Linked DNA regions of Homo sapiens: region 1 is linked to region 2. The links are chromatin contacts, found by Hi-C or POLR2A ChIA-PET in ENCODE. All regions are on one chromosome and are shown on one strand. The core of a region is the stretch at or near the end of the contact, and the rest is flanking DNA. Distances in the headings are between cores, read along the strand shown.

The links. Hi-C counts contacts between places; a loop is a spot of excess contacts on that map. ChIA-PET counts read pairs that join two places held with the same protein, here RNA polymerase II (POLR2A). Pooled maps may share reads with other maps.
Region 1: a loop to region 2 is called in a map of PC-9, with 7 times the contacts of the local background. The contact joins two enhancer-like sites. A Hi-C loop is called at or near these places in 15 of 168 maps with a recorded cell type or tissue (B cell, CD4-positive, alpha-beta T cell, CD4-positive, alpha-beta memory T cell and 9 more), 3 of 37 single-sample maps with no recorded cell type and 25 of 50 pooled maps. POLR2A ChIA-PET finds 5 or more read pairs at or near these places in 4 of 52 experiments (AG04450, activated T-cell, naive thymus-derived CD4-positive, alpha-beta T cell and 1 more).

The regions. Positions count from the first base shown.
Region 1 is chr7:106,056,704-106,062,308 of GRCh38, reverse strand. No RefSeq gene overlaps it. Among named protein-coding and RNA genes, the nearest start is that of SYPL1, 53 kb to the left of the region's middle. RefSeq lists enhancers at 3,545-3,644, 3,675-3,834, 3,518-4,069, 4,915-4,964, 5,475-5,524 and 1 more and a silencer at 3,085-3,204. Within about 2 kb of position 4,233, at least 17 of the 41 ENCODE cell types and tissues checked have a DNase peak (open chromatin) inside an H3K27ac peak, as active enhancers do.
Region 2 is chr7:106,006,462-106,012,024 of GRCh38, reverse strand. All of the region lies in intron 8 of CDHR3 (cadherin related family member 3), which reads right to left. Among named protein-coding and RNA genes, the nearest start is that of CDHR3, 46 kb to the right of the region's middle. RefSeq lists a silencer at 2,275-2,464. Within about 2 kb of position 2,229, at least 8 of the 41 ENCODE cell types and tissues checked have a DNase peak (open chromatin) inside an H3K27ac peak, as active enhancers do.

The DNA.
Region 1 (5,605 bases), core at 2,984-5,483, 48 kb before region 2:
TCTGTCTCAGGCTGGTGCAGGCCAGGGCCTGAGCCTGGGCAAGGCAACACTGCACCCCTGTGAATCATGCACCCAGCAGGGGCTGTAACAGGGCTGCAAAGCCACCACCAGGCAGCTGCTGGCAGGACTAGGTTAGATGGTGGCATGCAGGGCAGGCAGGGCCTTCTGCACGTAAGAGGGACAGTGGCACTTCAGTCCCACCAGAAAACCCCTTTCGTCACCCATATGTTCAGCAGCCACGCACTACCTCCCGCTGTGGTGTATGCAGTACAGAGGCTGCTGAGTGATTGTGGAGGCAGCCAGGACAGAAGCTGGGAGGCATATTGTACAGTGACAAAGAACAAAGACGTTGGAGTCCCACGGCTTCAGGTTCGAATCCAGACTCCACTTCTTAGCAGATGGATGATCATGGGAAGTCATTGAGTCTCCCTGTGTGCCAGTGTCCTCATCTGTATACTGGGATAGGACAGCACCTCCCACAGGGGTTCTGAAGTGATGTAAATGCAATGCTTGGCCTGTAGTGATTGCCCCATCCATGGTTGATACCATAAGGGGTTAGTGAAATGCACTGTTTTTTGCAGCTGTGGTGCCATGCAAATAAAAGTTATTCTCAGGACTGCATATCGCTTTCACCCTGTCATAGGTTTCACATTTTATTTTGCTTATTTCCTGTCTCCCATTCGGAATAGAATCTCCATGAGGGCAAGGATTTAAGACTATTTTGTTCACTGGTATGTCCTCAAGTGTCTACAAGACTCTTTGTGCCTAATGGAAGCTTGATTTGTTGAGTGAAGGAAAAACAGGAAAAAAAAAAAAAAGAGAGAAAGAAAGAGGAACTGAGAAAGAAAGAAATAAAATCTCCTTGATATACAGATGACAAGGACTATAGCGGGGAGCCATCACAGGCCAGAGACATGCCCTGCCCGCTGTTTTCATGAAGGCCATGAGAAACAACAGCGACCCTTGGAAGCTGGACTGGCTTAGGAGACATACAGGGTGGGACGCCAGGGAGGGAGAGGAGCCTCAAACCAGACTTAGGAGAGCAGAGCAGCAAGGAGAATAGCCATGACCCAGGGGCTCGCTCAGTCACACCTGACTTAAGGTTTCACCAGTTCCTAAGAGCGGCCAGTTGGGAAGTAGCACCCAAACCCCACTGCTTAGCACGTGTTATGTATTGCAGGGATCCCTCACCCCCAGGGCCTGTTAGGAACTGGGACACACAGCAGGAGGTGAGCAGTGGGTGAGTGCGCGTTGCTGCCTGAGCTCCACCTCCTGTCAGATCATGGCAGCATTAGATTCTCATAGGAGCACAAACCCTACTGCGAACGGTGCATGCGAGGGATCTAGGTTGTGCACTCCTTATGAGAATCTAATGCCTGATGATCTGAGGTGGAACAGTTTCATCCCAAAACCACCCCATCCTCCTTGTTCATGGAAAAATTGTCTTCCATGAAACTGGTCCCTGGTGCCAGAAAGGTTGGGGACCGCAGATTTATTGGACAACAAGTGATGCAAACGTTCATGGCATACTAAGCTGTAGCTAGTTCTCATTCCAAGTATGAGTTCAGGCATTTCAGGACATGCTTTCAGCTGCCTGTTGAGGCTCTTAAAGGCTAACCAGGAAAGGTTTCCAAACAAGGTAAGCTCCCAAGGAAGAGTGCCAGCAAGATCCTGCGTGAGCGGGCCACATGGGCAGCCCCTTAGGAAAGGTGCCTTGGCAGACCTGGCTGCAGGCTGCGTGGGCTGCTTGTTACACACAGCTTTTGCCTTGGACAATAGCCTGATAAGGCTGCACACTAGGGAGAGGGTAGCTTTGTGGCCAGCTGAGGGAGTCCCTTTCTACCTGAACTTGGTCTAGAACGTGCTAGTTGTCAGCCATGTTTACCGTACCATCAATAGCCTGTCCTGAGGTCCTCCTGGAACTCAGTGTTGGGCTTGTGAGGTGCAGCGAACTACTTTTCTGATTGAAAATATGCTCTCTAGGCCGGGTGCAGTGGCTCATGCCTGTAATCCTAGCACTTTGGGAGGCCGAGGTGGGTGGATCACCTGAGGTCAGGAGTCCAAGACCAGCCTGGCCAACATGGCAAAACCCCGTCTCTACTAAAAATACAAAAATTACCCAGGCGTGGTGGCGCATGCCTGTAATCCCAGCTACTTGGGAGGCTGAGGCAGAAGAATTGCTGGAACCTGGGAGGCGGAGGCTGCAGTGAGCCGAGATTGTGCCACTGCACTCCAGCCTGGGCAACAGAGCGAGACCCTGGCTTCAAAGGGGGAAGAAAAATGTTCCCTAAAGCCCACCTGGCCGGATAAGACCTGGGGAAACATCAAAGGAAAGGATGAAGATGGAGTGAGGAGGTGTTTCTAGAAACTGGAGGATCTGCCACACTCGCCATTGGTGAGGACAGGAAGGGAAGGGGCAGGGGCAGACTCAGGCTCTGAGTGGGAGGATATTGGGGGAAGGACAAAACAGAGGGCTCTGCAGAGCCTGACAGGCCAGGCTTCCCAGGGAGAGGACCAGGGCCACTGAGAACCATCCAAGGAGCATCTCCAGGCCCCGGAGAGAGACTGGAGGAAACAGACTGGAGGAAATGGATCTCACTGCCTGTTTTGCAATTTCCTGGACACTGACTAGGTTAGCACATCCCTATGTTGACTGGCCCTATGTGTTGCCTCTTCTGTCAAATGCCTATTCATATTTTTTTCCCATTTTTCTTCTGAACTATCTGTCTATTTCCCACTCCCTCCACCCCACCAGGCATTCAGGACTCGATATATTCTTGAAGCTAATCCTTTGTCACTTAAGTGCTACACATATCTTTTCCCAGCTTGTGGCTTATCTTCTGAGTTTCTTTAAAATACCTGTGATGAACCAAGGTTCTTAAATTTAACGTGGTTGAAATCATGAATCTTTCTTTTTTATGATTTGTGATTTTTTGGTGTGTTATTTTTAAGAAATTCTTCCTCACTCCAAGATCAAAGAGATATTCACTTCCATTTTCTGCTGGTCAGATATCCCACCCACAGGGATGCTGCTGTTGTTTGGGGACCTGTGCCCAAGGCAAGGATGGGCAGACCCCAAACCTGACATGCTGTCCCCAGATGCCAGGAGGACCACATGTCAGGGCCTGCACAACCTTAGGGTGCCTTTCCTGTAAACCAGCCCCCAGACGTCACTGGGTACAAGCTAGTGCTCCTAATCTACCCCCTACCCGTACTTCGGCCAACACAAAAGGTGCCAGTGAGCCTGAAGCCATAAGATCCATGTGGCAGATTTGAGGGCCCCAGATGCTGTATTCAACTGGGGGTACTCAAAATACTGTGATCAGCACAGATCTGTCTGCTCACCACATGCCAGGATCTGCCAGGGACCATCTCACAGCTAATGATAAATCCTCCTGTCAGGGCCACAAAGCAGGGCTTTGTGTCACTGTGTTAGCCCGCATCGTCCCAGGGCAGGGCTCCAGGCTGAGCTGGTCAGCCCAGGCCACTGCAGACAATGGAGCCACAGTGGGGCAGGGCTTGCAATGGAAGTCAGTATGGAGGATGGTGACAAGAAGCAAACACCCTGACAGCAGCCAGGCCCATGCACGCCTCCCCGAGGAGGGAGGACAGGGCGGGGCAGGCTCTGCAGAGTCAACGGGCAACTTGAATCTTGCAGCATCTGGCTAGCACCCAGGCAGGCTCCACAGATGCCCGCCTGGGCCTGATTTTCCTGTTCTCAGTCTCCCACGTCTGCCAGGAGGCCTTGATAAATATTCAATAGCTCTGGCCTCAGAGCCTGTGTCTGGAGGACATTCTTAGGCAGTGAACTGGAGACAAGCTGAGAGGAGGCCTTTAAAGGAGCCCCAAACCTCAGCCTCTCCTTTCTGCTCGGGGTTTGGTTTTAAAGAGTCCCAGGGGAGCCACCCACCTGCAGGCCTGACCCCCTGAGGTCGATACGCGGGTTCCCTGAGCCCAGCTCTCAGGGAAGAAAAAGGCAGAATTCAGGCTGCTAGAGCAGCCGGGATAAGAGAAGTGATGCTGGCAAATGTGGTATTTAATGGATATTTTAAAACACCAATAGCAAATACAGTCATTTCTGGGACTTTTTTTTAGAAGATGCTGAATTAAAAATTTGCATCTTCCCTCATTCTTGATCTCCTTCTGCAGTTCCACTTGAGCAACCCCACAGGCTCCAGTCTCACTTCTGCTCACACCCTCCACCTGCTGCCCACGCAGCTTCCTGTCCTGCCCCCACCGCGCCCCCTGCGCCGTCCCAGCTCACCTGTTGGCCATCAGACATCACTCACGACCCCTCCCTTTCACCAGACTGTGGCTCCCACCATTTTGATTATGAAGTTTCTCATTTAGCTCAAAATATCTGACAGACTCCCTGCCCCATTCATTATATTGGACACATAGAGTCGAATATATATTAAACTTCAATTAGATCAATTCTATATTAGACTTCTATAAAACATCCAGTGGGTGAGAAACTATATAATGATCAAAGTGACTGCAAATTCAGTAACCACATTGTGCAATCATATTTTACTTATCACAGAAACATCCAGGCACCTTTGAGAACCAACAGGACGTTCATGTGCAGAAGATGTGATTTCTTCAATCTAAAGACAGTGGAGAGAGGGGTGTGTGCGTGTGTGCACGGGTGCACGTATGCAAATTTGCTGGCCCCTCACAAAAGCTCTAGTTTCTGGAAGGAGAGCCCGAGTGTCCTCAGGCCCAGCGGTTCCAAGCATTACTGGGTGCCTCCACTGAGATAGCAAAGGACTCACAGGTCTCCAGGCACCTGGTAATAATGTGGAATTGGCCGGGGCTGCCTGTTGCTGAGGAAGTTCTTGTCAAGTCTGGCCTTGGTGGGAGCACCAGTGGTAGTCAGAGGTTCTTCACCTTTTTTGGGTCATAGACCCCTTGGAGTGAAAATGTTGGAGGTTTCTCCTGAAAAGCACACTGCAATTCAGGGGATCCCCTGGGTCCTGGAGTCCATGCATAGGCATCATGGACCCCACATGGAAACCTCCCTGATTGAGAGGTCTCGAAAGCTTTTCCAGTCCTAAGAGTACAGTTTCTAATTTGCTGGAGTCGGCTGGACTTTCATTCCCTGGCAGAGCCATTTTGGAGGATAAGAAGATGTGTCTTCTCTACCACCGCACATGCGGTCCACAGTGACTGAGGGGAGTGTCACGGTGCCACCTTGTGCTTCTGTCCTGAAACTGCACCTTCTCTGGGGCCCATGCTCAGGTCCACACTGCCCACCTCTCACTCCATGAGCCTCACTCCCTACCACTCTCCCACCTTCTTACTCTGACCAAGCCACATGGACTCCTGACGTCCCTGCCTTGGGGGCCTTTGCACTGACTGTTCCCCCTGCCTGAAGTCTGGGTTTAAAGCCGTATACACAAGTGCAGTTTGTACAGTCATATCATGAACCAAGAAAAAAAGCAAATGTTTATGAAGATGCCTTTATTTTCACTTGGCCTAAAGCGAGAAAGTATCACATGAGTATATAAAAGAATTTTTTAAATTTTGAGGCAGCTTTGAGGAGAGATTGAGGAAGATGAGAGGGTGTAGTAGTAAGCTCTCATTAAGTTTTGCTGCAATAACA
Region 2 (5,563 bases), core at 980-3,479:
TAGGGAGAATCCCTGTACCCCTCATTTCCCATGCTTTGAAGATTGAGAATTCCTTGACTTCTGTTCTAGTGGCTTCAATGGCCTAGAAGGGCCTCCTAACACCTTTATATTATTCATCCAAAAGAGATTTATTAATGATCAAATTCGGGGGTCTTGATCTCAGTAGACTCCAGGGTTTAGGCAAATAACACAAATGAGTAAAGCTACCCCCAAACTCAGAGCCTTCCGATCAAGCCCAGCTTGCTGTAGGAGGCTCTGAGGAAGACCAATGAACACCTTGAGACTTCCATTCATTGAGGGGCTTTCTCATGTCTCCAGGTTTCAGTTCCTCCATCTATAAAATGGACATAAATGATATCAATTAGTTTTTACTACATAACACACTGTCCCAAAACTGAGTGAATTAAAACAACAAGCATTTATGGTTTCTCACAGTACTATAGGTTTTCCCACAGTCCTTTCGGTTTTAGTTTGGCTTAGCTGGTCTCTGTGGTCACTGACAGCTTGGCTGGGGCTGGACAGTCTAGGATGGCCTCACTCACATGCCTGGTGGTGGGAAGGTGCTTGATTTCTGCTTCTTCTTGTCCTCATCTTCTAGGAGGCTAGTCTAGGCTCATTGCATGGAGGTCTCTGGTTCCAAAAGTAACAAGAGAGGGCAAGTCCCAAGGCACATGCATTTTTCAAGCCTCCGTTGTGCCATGTTTGTGAATGCTCCAGTGGTCAAAGCAATTCACGTGGTCAAGCTCAGATTCAAGGAGACCCATCTCTTGATGGAGCTAATAGCAAAATCACATTGCAAAGGAGCATGCATAAAGAGCAAGCAGGGAGGAATTTGCGGCTTTTCTTTCTTTTTTGTTTGTTTTGGCTACCTATCTTAATCATATTTTGCCTTGGTAGAATTTCTTACAAAAATATATCGTGGCTGTCATGAGAATGTGCCTGGAAGACCTTTAACCATGAGAGCATAACTGACCATCGGCCTCAGCTGCTGGGCTCTGAAATCCATCACTGTGTTTGTGGTGAGGCCACGTACCAACAACTGGTCATGGCAAAGATACTAAGGCTCATTCCTGTCCTATGTCAGTTGACACTGGCTCCAGGACCCCCAATGCCCTAGCTGAACACTCCTTAACTGCATGGCAGCCTAGAATATGTCCAACTACCTTTTCTCCCTCTTTCCTTCACTCAGATCAGCCTTGCATCATGATCTGATGACTTGCCCAGCCTTGTCCATCTCTCTCCCCATTTTCTGCCACAGGCATCTCCCCTAATAATAGCCTTGCACATTTAATCCCATCTTAGCATCTGGTTCTTGGAGCATACACTTCTCTCTGCAACCAAACTCTGTTCCCTTCTTTGTTCCACATCCTCTTTTCATGGCAGATAAAATCAGCTCTGGGCTCAGTGCATACGGAGCAAAGTCTGACAGCAAGAATGGTCATGGGCCACTGAGGATAACAGGTTTGCTTGCTGGAGCGTGTAATGGAGTCTCCACGATGCCTCATTGGCAAAGATCACCTCTGTATTTCAGCAGGATTGGAGTCTGAACATTCCTGCCTTGATTGCACAATGTCATGGTTTCATTCATAGGGACTTAGAAGAGACACCACTTATTAAACACCAACTGCATGCTGTATCATACCAAGCACTTTAAAAACACTATCTCTAATTTCCTCATCTCAGAGAGGTTTGTATTCTTGTCCCCACTGCACAGGGGAAGAAAGAGTGGTTCCGAGCATTTTCAAGGCCTGTCCAGGAAAGTGGATGTATCCAGACTTGATCCTCTGCAGTGTTAGAGTCACTGTAAACTTTAACTTCCATGCATAAGTATCCAGGCTCACAGATGGTTTGGGGATCTAAGCCTTGATTTCAACTCTGCAGAAGCCAGGAGATTGCATCATTTAAAGAATCCAAGGTCCCGAAGCCAGACATTTCAGGCACTCCAACAGAGGCCTCCTCACTTGGCCCTCCAGGGCTGCTTGGCCTGTTCTCTCATTCGTCCCTGACAGTTGGTATTCTTCCCCTAAACGCCTAACTTGGAAAGCCACTCCCCTCATTCAGCAATCCCTGCCTCAAAAGCGAGCTGCCCTCGCTCCCAGCCATCAGACCATGTTTCTCTCCCCATGCAAAGTTGACTGTGTCCAGCCCATTCTGAATCAGCCAAACTGCTCCGCCTCTTGCTCACAAACAGCTTGCAAAGCGCTTTCACTGAATCGCCTGACAATTTACAACCAGAGCGGGGGTTGTCACGTGCCTCGGATGCCTCCGTCGGGCCCTGGGCTCATTCATCATCAGCCTGGGAAAGCCTCAGGGGCCACGGTACGAAAGGCTGGGAGCCTGCAGGAGCCCGCGCGGGCAGCAGGGGGCGCCCGCCTCCTCCACGCCGCCCTCCTCCCTGCGGGAGCACAGCACACCGCCTCCAGCAGCCGCGCTGACCTCACCCGCTCTGCCACCTGCTCTCAAGAACTCCACAGCAGAGACCGCGCCCACAGCCTCCAAGGAAGGAACAAACATTCAAGAGCAAGTGTCAGAGACTGTGGCAGAACCATGCCATTGTCACTTTGTTCTGTTTTGACCTGCTTGCGTGCTTGGCTTTGACATAGTTGGACTGGAGAAGGTATAAGGCTGGGAGGATGGCGGGTGCTGCAGGTCAGGGCTTCTCAGCCCTCTCCGCACCCGCCCTTATGCAGCCTTGGGACGCGAGGCTGGGCTTTAGGCTGAAGACCTCCGCCCCTGGAACTGCAGAGGAGGGGTCCCTTTCGTTGCCCTTCCTCACATCTTGGCGTTCATAGGGTGGCTGAGAGTTCCTCCCGCTAGAAGAGCCCAAAGAGGGAACTTGAGCCTTGGTTAGATTATCTTCAGTAATAAATGCAGTTAGTCCAGCTACGGATTTCACATTGGCCTTCAGGGCTAATCTGGAGGGAAGATTATCAAGTGCAGGACTCTGTTTGGTCTTGCCTGGACAGTCTAGGATATTCGAATTGCAGTTTCACCAGCTAATATGGAACACAGTCTGCAAACTGTCCTCCCATACTCCAGGGGACTCTGGACTGCAGGAAGCCAAATATACAATTAACAGATATGCACTGAAGAGAGAAAATGGACAAGGAAGATTTGAGACAGCACAGCCCTCTCCAGGCATTCTCACTTCTTAACCTTCACCCCCTACCTCTTAGGGCAGAGGAACAAGGAAGAGCAGGAGGGCAGAAGAGGGCAGGAGCTTCCCAGGATGTACTGGAACCACCCAAGAGTTCTAGCACAGATTTAAAATGTCAAAGAAAGTGTAAGTGTGATGCTGCAAATTGTCTCCACTCCATCCCCTGGGCCCAGACATCTCTCAATTTATGCACGTAAAGGTGTGGAAGTCACAATCCTAACTACCCATGCAGCTGTCCCCACCCATCTAATGGACTTGTAGGGCTTAGGTTGGGATAGGAACCTACTACATGCTTAAGATTGTGACTGACGTTATTGGGGTGTCAGCAGGAAGCAGCTGGTGAATTAGGATCATTCTAGGAGGGGTCAGTAAAGGGACTATGAAGAAGGTGCTCACAGAGTATATGGAAATCTCATCAGATGGTGCAATATCTCAGGGCTCGTGAGAGTGAAGCACCCTTACCACCACTAGGCCCAGGGAAGCCAGTGGAGGAAGCAGGTCCTGCGACAGAGAGCTGCTTTTGGGAATGGAGATCTTCAGGCAGGGAAGGGATGCACCCAGCTCACAAAGAGAGAGCCTGACCCTCCTCTCCTTCTCTTTCCAGGACTCCCCATTGGCCAACTAGAAGCTGGAAGGCAAGGGAGTTGGTTGGTATCTGATATGGTTTGGCTGTGTCCCCACCCAAATCTCATCTTGAACTCCCACATGTTGTGAGAGGGACCCAGTAGGAGGAAATTGAATCATGGTGGCAAGTCTTTCCTGTGCTGTTCTTGTGATAGTGACTAAGTCCCATGAGATCTGATGGCTTTATAAGGGGGAGTTTCCCTGCACAAGCTCTCTCTTTGCCTGCTGCCATCCACGTAAGACATGACTTGCTCCTCCTTGCCTTCTGCCATGATTGTGAGGCTTCCCCAGCCACGTGGAACTGTAAGCCCATTAAACCTCTTTCTGTTGTAAATTGCCCAGTCTCGGGTATGTCTTTATTAGCAGTATGAAAATGGACTAATCCAGTAAATTGGTACCAATAGAGTGGGGCTCTGCTGTAGATACCTGAAAATGTGGAAGCAACTTTGGAACTGGGTAACAGGCAGGGGTTGGAACAGTTTGGTGGGCTTAAAAGAAGACAGGAAAATGTGGGAAAGTTTGGAACTCCCTAGAGACTTGTTGAATGGCTTTGACCAAAATGCTGTTCATGATATGGACAATTAAATCCAGGCTGAGGTGGTCTCAGATGGAGATGAGGAACTTGTTGGGAACTGGAGCAAAGGTGACTCTTGTTATGTTTTAGCAAAGAGACTGGTGGCATTTTGCCCCTGCCCTAGAGACTTGTAGAACTTTGAACTTGAGAGAGATGATTTAGAGTATCTGGTAGAAGAAATTTTTAAGCAGCAAAGCATTCAAGATGTGACTTGGGTGCTGTTAAAGGCATTCAGTTTTATGAGGGAAGCAGAGCTTAAAAGTTTGGAAATTTTGCAGCCTGACAATGCGATAGAAAGGAAAATCCCATTTTCTGAGGAGAAATTCAAGACAGCTGCAGAAATTTACATAAGTAACAAGGAGCTGAATGTTAATCACCAAGACAATGGGGTAAATGTCACCAGGGCATGTCAGAGACCTCTGTGGAAGCCACTCCCATCACAGGCCCAGAGGTTTAGGAGGAAGAAACGGCTTCATGGGCCAGGCCCTGGGTCCCTCTCTTGTGTGCAGCCTAGGGACTTGGTGCCCTGCATCCCAGCCGCTCTAGCTTTGATTAAAAGGGGCCAAGGTACAGCTCGGGCTATTGCTTCAGAGAGTGGAAGCCCCAAGCCTTGCCAGCTTTCATGTGGTGTTGAGCCTGCGGCTGCACAGAAGTCAAGAATTGAGGTTTGAGAACCTCCGCTTAGATTTGAGAGGATGTATGGAAATGCCTGGATGCCCAGGCAGAAGTTTGTTGCAGGGGTGGCCCCTCATGGAGAACCTCTGCTAGGGCAGTGCAGAAGGGAAATGTGAGATTGGAGTCCCCACACGAAGTCCCTAGTAGGGCACTGCCTAGTGGAGCTGTGAGAAGAGGGCCACTGTCCTCCAGACCCCAGAATGGTAAATCCACTGACAGCTAGCACCATGCACCTGGAAAAGCCACAGGCACTCAATGCCAGCCCATGAAAGCATCCAGGATGGAAGCTGTACCCTGCAAAGCCACAGGAATGGAGCTGCCCAAGATCATGGGAACCCACCTCTTGCATGAGCGTGACCTGGATGTGAGACATGGAGTCAAAGGAGATCATTTTGGAGTTTTAAGATTTGACTACCCTGCTGGATTTCAGACTTGCATGGGGCCTGTAGCACCTGCATTTTGGCCAATTTATCCCATTGGAACAGCTGTATTTACCCAATGCCTATACCCCCATTGTATCTAGGAAGTAACTA